Linked DNA regions of Homo sapiens: region 1 is linked to region 2. A link is a contact called in ENCODE Hi-C or POLR2A ChIA-PET data. All regions are on one chromosome and are shown on one strand. Each heading gives the region's core, a stretch centred on a gene start or an enhancer-like site at or near the end of the contact. The rest is flanking DNA. Distances are from core to core; before and after follow the strand shown.

Region 1 (4,687 bases), core at 2,188-4,687, 210 kb after region 2:
GAAGGCAGCGATGGCTGCCCTGCCTGTGCCTGTGGCCAGGCCAGGCAGGTGTGGGCCCCACCTGCTGATGATGCCCTTCATCTGGATGTCCTTGTCCTCCTGCTGCCGCCGCAGCCGCTCCTCGCCCTCCTCCAGCCGTGCCTGGTACTCCAGCACCAGCTTCTGCGTCGTCTCCTCCTGGCACTTGAACAGGGTCTCATACTCCTCCAGCTTCTTGGTGGAGATTCGCAGCTTGTCCTGCAGCACCGCCAGGTCCTACCAGGAGGGCAGCGTCCACGGGCACAGCACCCAGGACACAGAGAGCACAGCTTCGTCAGCCCGAGTGGGAGGAAGGGTAGGAGGGAGCCCCACTTGAAAGGCCCCAGTGGCTGTGACCCGCCCACTTCACATAGCAAGGAGATGCCCAAGGAGCCCAGCTGGTGGGGGCTGCAGCCAGACGCGTGCCTGTGCCCCACCGTGGGGCCTCCACTCCAAACTCCCAGCCTGACCTGTATGGCTACAGCGGGGATGAAGACTTAGACCCAAGTCCCAGGACTGAGGGTGTAACTAGGGCTTTGAACTTTTATATGACAAAGGTTAAAAAACCCTTGGATACATGAAGGACATGTGACAGCACCCTGAGAGGTGGGAGCTCTGCAGGAGGGGAAACTGAGGCCCAGACAAGGTGACCATGTCACATGAAGAGCGACTGACTAGCAGGGTAAGATCCCAGCTTCCCAGCCTCTGTTTGAATCTAAAGCCAGGGGGTGGCAGTGGCATGAGGAAATGGAGAGAGAGAGAACTGAAAGGCAGGTGGTCCAGGCTCTGGATCTGCCTCAGTCCAGCACAGACCCCAACCATCAGGGAGGAGCAGGGATGTGGACGAGGCTGGGAAGCGGCGTGGCTGCAGAGAGGAGTCAGGTGCTCTGCGCTGAGCGAGGAAAGGCCAACGCCGGGATCGAGAGGGGCCAGACGCCATGAGGACACAGGGATGCAAAAAGCCTGGAGTGAGGCCAGTCCTCCTCACTCCCCAGCCAAACTCTGGCTCTGGGAGCACTGTGTTCCCTGTCCCCCGGTCCCCTTCATGTAACTATGGTGAAAGCAGGTGGATGTAGCGGACCGGGGATGGTGGCGGTGGCAGGATGCAGCATGGAGACGGGCCTCGCCTGAGGCCGGGGAGAAGGAGTTCTGCCATTCTGACCCCAATACCCTTGCTCGAGAGGTTGCCACAGGCTTTCCTGGGGCCCAGCGGGGCGAGAGCATCCAGAGGGGAGTGGAGAAGCGCCTGCCGTTCTGGGGCCTGCGCTGGTTCCTCCGTCTACATGGACTGCAGCTGGCAGTAGGAGACAAAAACTACCCCCAGATCCAGAGCAGCTGCCACAGCTGGAAGGCTTGGGAGACCAACGAAGCATCCCCTTGCCCCAGCAGATGGCAGAGTGTGTGGCAGAGTGAGAGTTTCATTTTTAGAGTAGATTCTTTTCCCGGGGGTGGGGAAGAAAACATCTCAATGGCAGCCTGACCCCACCCCCCAAGCTGGTAACTGCTGTTTCTTTCCCAGGCCCTGGTGGAGACCAGAGGGGTGAAGAGCCAGGCCGTGGGCAGGCACAAGCCTTGGGGGCCAGGCTGGGGTGGCTCTCCCAGCCATCCTGGGGACCCATGCCTCTGCCTCCTCAGGTACCAAGTTCCCTCAGGGGGGCTTCTATATGTCACTTGGGCACCCTCAGCCCTCAACCCCCAGGTCCTCAGGAAGCTCAACTGCCTCAGTTGCCTGGGCTAAGGAGCCTTCCCAGAGGTCCCAGGAGTCTGTATCCAAGACAATTCCCTGGTGATTCCAATCTGCAGATGGGAAGCCTCAGGTCTAAGCTGCTAATCCATCCCTCTTGTTGCTTTTCTTCCAGACCCCACTGACTGCTATTCTCACAGGGAACAGGGGCTCAGAGGTGACGGGCCCTTCACAAGGACAGCAGCACCCGTTGCTGGGGGACCTGGGGGAGAGACTCCTACCAGCTGCTGCCGGGAGGCAGCCCCGCCCTGTCCCGAGCCGCCAGGGTCCAGTTTTACCTTTTCTGCTTGGCTGAGCTCGTCCTTACTCCTTAGCCTATCCCTGTGGGGGGGGTCTGGGCCCAGGCCCTCGTCTTCTAACAACTGCGCGTTCATGGTCAAGAGCCAAGCGGCTGTGCGGTCCAGGGCATTGGGGCTCACAGGTGAAGGGCCCTACAATGAAACACAGCTGTGAGGGGCTGCAGGGAGGTGGAGGGCAAGCAGGAGGGGCGGGAGTGGCCCAGGTGAGCCACAAGGACAAGCAACTCTGGGACACGGTGGGAAGAGGGGACCTCCAGCTGACTGAGCGCCTACCGAGGCAGTCCCCACCCGGGAACTGTCTCTCAGACGGCAGCCAAAGGCAGAGCTGACAGGTGCCAGGTGGCCTCCTGAGCACCACACTCTGCTGCCAAGAGGACAGTGAGTGACCCTGCCACTGGGGGCACCGGGGCAGGCTGCACTGAGTGGGGGACAGGGCCAGGCTGGGCTGTCAGCCCAAGGCACCTCCACTCCAGACACTGCCTGCAGCCTTTGGGTGACAGGGTCATCCATGCTCCAGGTGGTTGTGCCTGAAGGCCTGTCCAGCCTGTGAAAACATTTTGGGAGGGGCGTGTGGGGGCAGAGCTGGGTAGGCGCTTCGACAGGCTTGGAACCGAAGATGAATGCACTCTCCTCCTCTTTCTCTCTGACCCCAGCCTGCCCCTAGGGGCACTGACAGAGGAGCCTGGAGTTCCCCAAGGCTACAGTGTCCCTGGTTCACAGGATTCAGGAAGAAGCCAGGGGGAGGGGGTGGTGGCGCATGTGGCAGGCTGGTGGGATGGGATGGCAGCTGGGTGAGGGTGGAGGTGAAATGACCGAGAGGAGGAGCATGGTATGGGGTATGACAGCCCCAGCTGGGCCCAAGTGCCCAGCCCTGCCCTCTGACTAGCAGCACTGACCTGCTTGTGCACTGCCCGTGGCTTCAGTTCTGGGCTGTCCCCCTTGGAGGAAGAGGACTGCTGCCTCAGGCGGGTACTGGGGCCCACCCAATCAGGTGAGGCCGACGCCAGGGTTCCGCTTGAGGGTCTTGGGTACTGCAGGGTGCTCAGCAGGTTGGGGGGCGTCCGGCCGCGGGGGGCAGGAGGTGGCGGCGGGGGTGGGGGCGGAGGCTGGTCGATCCTCCTCTGGGGGCCAGCACTGTTCTGCCGTGGCACCGTGGGCTGCCCGCCTTTTTCAGTCAGTGACATCTGTCGCCGTGCCAGCTCACCGGGCCGCCGAGCCAGCTCCTCCGCGGCAGTGCTGAAACTTCCCAGCTTGGCAGCAGCCGCCAACTCCTCGCTGTTGCTGTGTGAGCTCAGGGAGCTGTGGCCCTCAGAGCCTGAGTCGCCAAGGCCACGGGGTGACAGCGGCAGGCCAGCCGCCATCTGGTACACAGGGTTCTGGAAGGAGAGCGGTGCCAACAGCTGGGGCCGGCCTGGCGCGCCCTCGGAGGTGCCTGGTGTGGTTGGTGTCTGGCCTGCCCGCCGCACCGTGGCCAGCCCTGCCAGGTTCACTGGGGTTGCCCGGGCCGGCCACCCGGCCACCAGCTGAGCTGCAGCGGCCTGCCCATCTGTGGGGAGGACGTCGGGGCCCGCCGGGGAGCCTGCCTCCCCATCCAGCGTGCGGGCGTCCTGGAGGTCCACCATGGAGAGGCTCTTGCCACCGTTGGCCATCTGAAGATCAGGCTCGTTGGCTTCCGAGTAACTCGAGCTGCGGGCAGGTGAGGGCTGGACCCCGGAGGACCTTGTGACAAAAAACAAGTCCTTGTTTTCGGGGGTTGGAGACGGTAACCGGGTGAAATCTATCAGACTGCAGGGAGACAAGCACACACAGGGAAAGAAGGGGAAAAGAAGAACTGTGAGTGCAGCCAAGGCGGGTCCAAACCGACAGCACCCGCCAACCTGCCGGGGCCTGGCAGCCTGAGCCAGCGCTGGGGAGATGGATGCGCTGGGGTGGCAGGAGTGGGAGAATCCGGGGACCAGAGGCTGAGGCGGCTGCTCCTGCACAGAACCTCTTCTTTAGGGGCCAGCACTGCACATTTCAGGCCGCGCTGCCTGGAAGACCCCTTCCCTGTTCAGCTGCATCTTGGGACAATGGGTACTGGGGCCTGGCTTGCTCTGGAAAACTCCTCCTTAGCTAAGCCCTAAGCCACAACTCAGTGGCTCTCTGCTATCCACGGATCCTGCATTGAGAACCCCAACTTCAGAGTCACTGGGTTCCCTCTGCCTCTTCCCTCTTGTTCCTAATCAGACTGGTAACTGAAGTGGGGGCCCGGTGAAACCTCCTCTTGCCCAGCCTCCTGCTGCCGCTCCCTTGTTTGACTGGCAGGCGGGGGCTGGAGTTCCTGGCAAAAACAAGGAATGAGAGCAGGCTCTGTGGAGAGCATGACTTGGTGGGAGGGCTGCACTTGCCCTGGCCTCCTCCTCATTCTACGCTTTTCTCTGGCCTCTCCCTGGCCCCTCCCCAGAAGCTAGCTCCTTGGAAGAAAGCACAACTGTGGCGGGGTCCAGGGGGGCTTTGGAGAGAAGAATGTGGGTGGGGGGAACTGAAGGCTGCAAGGACTTGGGGGGCTTGATATGGCTTGGAATGGGGAATGGGTTGGCTTAGCCTCAGACGGAGAGGAAGTGCCACTCCCTGAGATGGGCTGCAG
Region 2 (4,349 bases), core at 1,054-3,553:
GAAGGTGAGGTGGGAGAGAAAGGTAGGGGCTGTGTCGAGAGCCTGGGTATTGGTTCGGGGGGGTGGTCCCTGGAGAATTTTAAGCAGGGGAAAGATGCATTCCAATTTGTATGTTTCAAAGAACAGTGTCTACAGAGTAGAGAACACACTGAGACAAGGCTGGAAGTGGGGAGGTCCCTAGGAGACAGTTGCTTTCACATAAGCTGGAGAGGATGGTGGTATGGACTGGGAAGGTTGTGGTGAAGGTAGGGGGGATAGACAGATCTGGGTGCCAGGGAAGGAGCAAGAAGGGCTCAGCTTGGTGACTGGATGAGGCTGGAGAGAGAGGAGAGATGGTGGCAGTGAGGGCAGGGAGAACCTGAGGCTGATGTGCAGGTGGCTTGGGTACTTGCATGGATGGAGGCCCCGGAAGAGGACCAGGCTGTTGGGGGAAGGTTGGGAGTTGGACTTAAAGTGCCTATGTGACATCCAAGTGGAGAGATTAAGGGGACAATTGGCTATTTGGAGCTTGGAGTTCAGGAGACAGAGGCCTGGGTTGGGGACAGAGATGAGAACTCATCAGCAAATGGTGACCAAAGAGGGTGACGAGAAGACTGAGAAGACACCTGTGGGAATCACATTTCACTAAGGGAAAGGCAGGGGAGGGGGAGGGAGCCAGGAAAGGAGGCCAAGAAGCAGTGTCTTGAGATAGAATAAATATCAGGAGAGAAGGAGCCGGAATGGCAAGGATGAGGTGCCTGGGGAAGCAGACAGGGTCAGCGCTTCAAATGCTGCTGAGACGCCGGGCAAGACCAGCACTGAAACTGTCCTCTCCACTCGTAAGGAGTTGACTGGAGACTTCAGTGAGAATTGTCTTCAGCAGAGCGATGGAGCCAGGGCCAGAGTCTGGTGGACTCAGCCAGAGTGTGGGAGGGAAGGGAATGAGGCTGGAACATTCTTACAGGCCATTCAGCTGTGACAGTGCAGGGTGGGGAGACGTGGTGTCCAGACACTCCATAGGTACACACTTTCCTGCCCCCAGATCAATCAGTGTGGGTAGGAGGAGAGAAGAAGGGGTACCTCTGGGACCCTCTCCATCTAATCCTTAAAGTCATTTTGTAGCATTTGATATATATGAAAAAAGAATACATGGAACATACTTGTAAGCCATGAAGCCAAACAACAAAATGATTATCTCAAACCTTCCTCCCAACCCAAGATCTCCAACTAGTGTGTTTCTGCCCCAAACCATGTCCCTGCCCAGCCCTGGGGTAGACATTACCCTGAATTTTATGTTGATTATTTCCTTGCTTTTGAAAATACTTTTATTAGGCATGAATGTATCCCTAAACAATATATTGTTTTGTTTTGCTTGTTTTTGAGTTTTATAAAAATGCTATTATAAAGTATGGCGTCTTCTGCAACATTCTTTTCCACTACACATAAGGTTTCCAAGGTCCACCCATGCTGGTGGGGGTCGTGGGTACTGCCTCATTTGCACTGTTATAGATTCCATTGTGAATATGCACAATTTATTATCAGTTCTTCTGTCAAGGAACATTTGGGTTATTTCCAGTCTATGGCAAGCAGGTGACAGGTCTCTTGGGACAAGAAGTGAGAACGGAGGGAGTGGGGCAGTGTCTCTAGTGGATGGGGCATTCATTCAACAGCAGAAGAGGAGGCTGGTCCCAAAGTGCAGCCTCAAACCCAGAGAGGACACCCCAGGGGCTAGGCGCCAGCCAGCAGGATTTCCAGGCAGGCTGGCGGCACCTTTTGGAGGGCTATTCAGGCCATGATCAGTACCAGGAAGGGGTAATTGCCACCCAGAAATCTGTCCTGAGAAACTGGACCCCTGGCCTTTGGTTCCCAGGGAGGATGCACAGCTCAGCCATCAGGTAGGTGGCTTAAAACATTAGAAAGGAGAAAAGGGAAGAACTTAGAGGTAGGGCCAGAGAAAACAAGTCCTGACGTAAGCCATCAAAAAGCTAGGGTCAAGGAGATAAGTTGCAACGTGGACACGTCCAGGGGTCATCCCGGGGGACCATGTGGTCAGATCTGTTTGACAATGACAGCTATTCTAGGACTATCATGTGGGCCCGGCATGCAGAGCCAAGCCACAGAGCCCTGGCTTGGACCGAGTGGCAGGGTGGAGGGCCAGGCTGGTTGTTTTGCTGCATGTCTTGCTATGGACAGGCCACATGGGGCAGCCATCAGTGGGGCCCAAGCTGTGGGGAGCTGGTGGAGGGGGCAGACAGGGAGGGAGCCACTGGTTTGGACAGATCATGTCTGCAAGTGGAACCACAGTCTTGGGACTGTTTCCCACTGCTTGACCACACTAAATGCTTCCAGGCCTGGGCCAGAGGAGGAGCATGGGGGGAGACGCCAGGATCAAGGAAGCGCTTTTCCTCTTCCCAGCTGTGCGAACTTGGGCATGTTTCTTCACCACTCTGAGCCTCTGCTTCTTTCTCTGTAAATCACCTACGCTCACTTCCCTGCCTGCCTTTTATTGTGAAGTAATGTGGGTGACAACACTTTGACAGGGTATAAGGTGTTAGATATTTGGAATTTGTCTTACCATACATTTCAGATTCCCAGTCATTAAGGGAGAAAATGGTATCCTTGGGCCGGGCGCGGTGGCTCACGCCTGTAATCCCAGCACTTTGGGAGGCCGAGGCAGGCGGATCACGAGGTCAGGAGATCGAGTCCATCCTGGCTAACATGGTGAAACCCCATCTTTACTAAAAAAAATTACAAAAAATTAGCCGGGTGTTGAGGCAGGCACCTGTAGTCCCAGCTACTTGGGAGGCTGAGGCAGGAGAATGGTGTGAACCCGGGAGGCGGAGCTTGCAGTGAGCCGAGATCGCGCCACTGCACTCCAGCCTGGGTGACAGAGCGAGACTCAGTCTCAAAAAAAAAAAAAAAAAAAAAGAAAAGAAAATGGTATCCTTTTCTCCTTGGAGCCCTCTCTTACTTTATTCTTATCACTTGTAAGAACACTTTTGAGTTTGGGTCTCACATACCTGAGCTGACTTGGAACCTAGAGATTAAGGGACCCGGTTAGGTTCTGCCATTGACTTGCTGTGTATTCTTGTATAAGTCACTTAACTTCTCTGTGCCTCATCTTCCTTGCCTACCTCAAAGGGTTGTTGTCAAATTCCAATGAGATAAAGATTGTGAATGGCTTTTCAAGCTGTAATGTTCCGTGCAGATAGAACACATGACTTCTTTGCCACACAGCCCCTCTCGCTTGTTGCCTGGGCTTGACTCAGATTGCAGCATTCCAGAACATAAACTCTAGCCAAAGAAATTACATTTATCTTAAACATGTGACGGTGACCCCTTTCCAATCATAGCCACAATAACTACTTGGGAAATTGTGATGGCACAGAGCAGTTGCGGGCACTGCTCAGGCTGTGGGCAGGTTTCCTGTAATCTGCTGCTGAGGAACGTGGCTTCCCTGTCATTCCAGCCTGTCCCCTGTCATTGCCTAGGTAGCTCCCAGCAACATATCCTCATGTCAGCCTTCTTGAGGGTACCAGTGTGACTCTGACTTATACAGCAAGGCCTGTCTCAGTGTAGATGAATCATATGGCAGAAATAACACATGCAGAGGAAAGGCTTCCAGCTCAGCTTTCAAGAACGTTCTTTCCCAGTTCCATTGCTTGGTCTGTATCTTCTTCTAGCTCCCTGTATCTAATTATCTCCTTGGCCATGATCCTTTTGCTTAGATGCCTGAAGGAGATGCTCTTCCTAAATCCTAAGATGTTTCTCCTCTTTATTCTTTGTTTTTTTGACCTCCTCCTTACCCTTCAGCCAGTCACCCCAAGGGAAGAAGGCCAAGGAGCAATGCAGTGAGTGGTCAAGGGCTTGGATTTGGTTCTTAGACGGCCTGGGTTTGGGCTAACCCTGGCACCTCTAGCTGGTCTGCTTGGCAAGTTAACAATTCTTAGTCTCAGCTTCCTTATCTGCAGTTAGAGACCATATTTGTACCTCCCTCTCAGAATTATTGTAAGCACAAATAAGAGCAAACTAGGAAGAATATTTAGCACAGCACCTAACACATAGGAATCACTTAATAAATGACAGTTTTTATGTTTATTCCATTGTTTGTTATCTGTAACCACAACAGCTCTCAAATTTGTCTATGATGAAGTGCCTTAAAGTTGTAAGAAACCATGAAATATTCACATTTTAAACCTAACAGGAACACAAGTGTTCCAAGGAGTATAGTTTGAAAACCATCTCCTTAGCCTGGCATTTGTCACCCCTGACCCCAACCCCAGTCTAGCTTCCCTGTACCCTCCCTGAGCTCTGCAGTCTTGAAAAACAGATCCAATTGCTGTCTTGGACATAATTTGTGCTTTCCCATT

Evidence for each region. A loop is a pair of places that touch in the nucleus more often than their neighbours do. ChIA-PET counts read pairs that join two places held with the same protein, here RNA polymerase II (POLR2A). Pooled maps may share reads with other maps.
Region 1: a loop to region 2 is called in a map of gastrocnemius medialis, with 2.7 times the contacts of the local background. The contact joins two enhancer-like sites. A Hi-C loop is called at or near these places in 6 of 168 maps with a recorded cell type or tissue (PC-9, ascending aorta, gastrocnemius medialis and 3 more) and 2 of 50 pooled maps. POLR2A ChIA-PET finds 5 or more read pairs at or near these places in 2 of 52 experiments (PC-9 and activated CD4-positive, alpha-beta T cell).

What each region holds. Positions count from the first base shown.
Region 1 is chr9:121,771,766-121,776,452 of GRCh38, reverse strand. It overlaps DAB2IP (DAB2 interacting protein), which reads right to left. Exons shown (of 16, transcript NM_001395010.1): 12 at 2,958-3,846; 13 at 2,041-2,193; 14 at 62-255. Among named protein-coding and RNA genes, the nearest start is that of DAB2IP, 120 kb to the right of the region's middle. Within about 2 kb of position 3,437, at least 12 of the 41 ENCODE cell types and tissues checked have a DNase peak (open chromatin) inside an H3K27ac peak, as active enhancers do; they include ascending aorta and gastrocnemius medialis, where a contact is called at or near this core.
Region 2 is chr9:121,984,072-121,988,420 of GRCh38, reverse strand. All of the region lies in intron 4 of TTLL11 (tubulin tyrosine ligase like 11), which reads left to right. Among named protein-coding and RNA genes, the nearest start is that of TTLL11, 110 kb to the left of the region's middle. RefSeq lists an enhancer at 2,184-2,685. Within about 2 kb of position 2,303, at least 9 of the 41 ENCODE cell types and tissues checked have a DNase peak (open chromatin) inside an H3K27ac peak, as active enhancers do; they include ascending aorta and gastrocnemius medialis, where a contact is called at or near this core.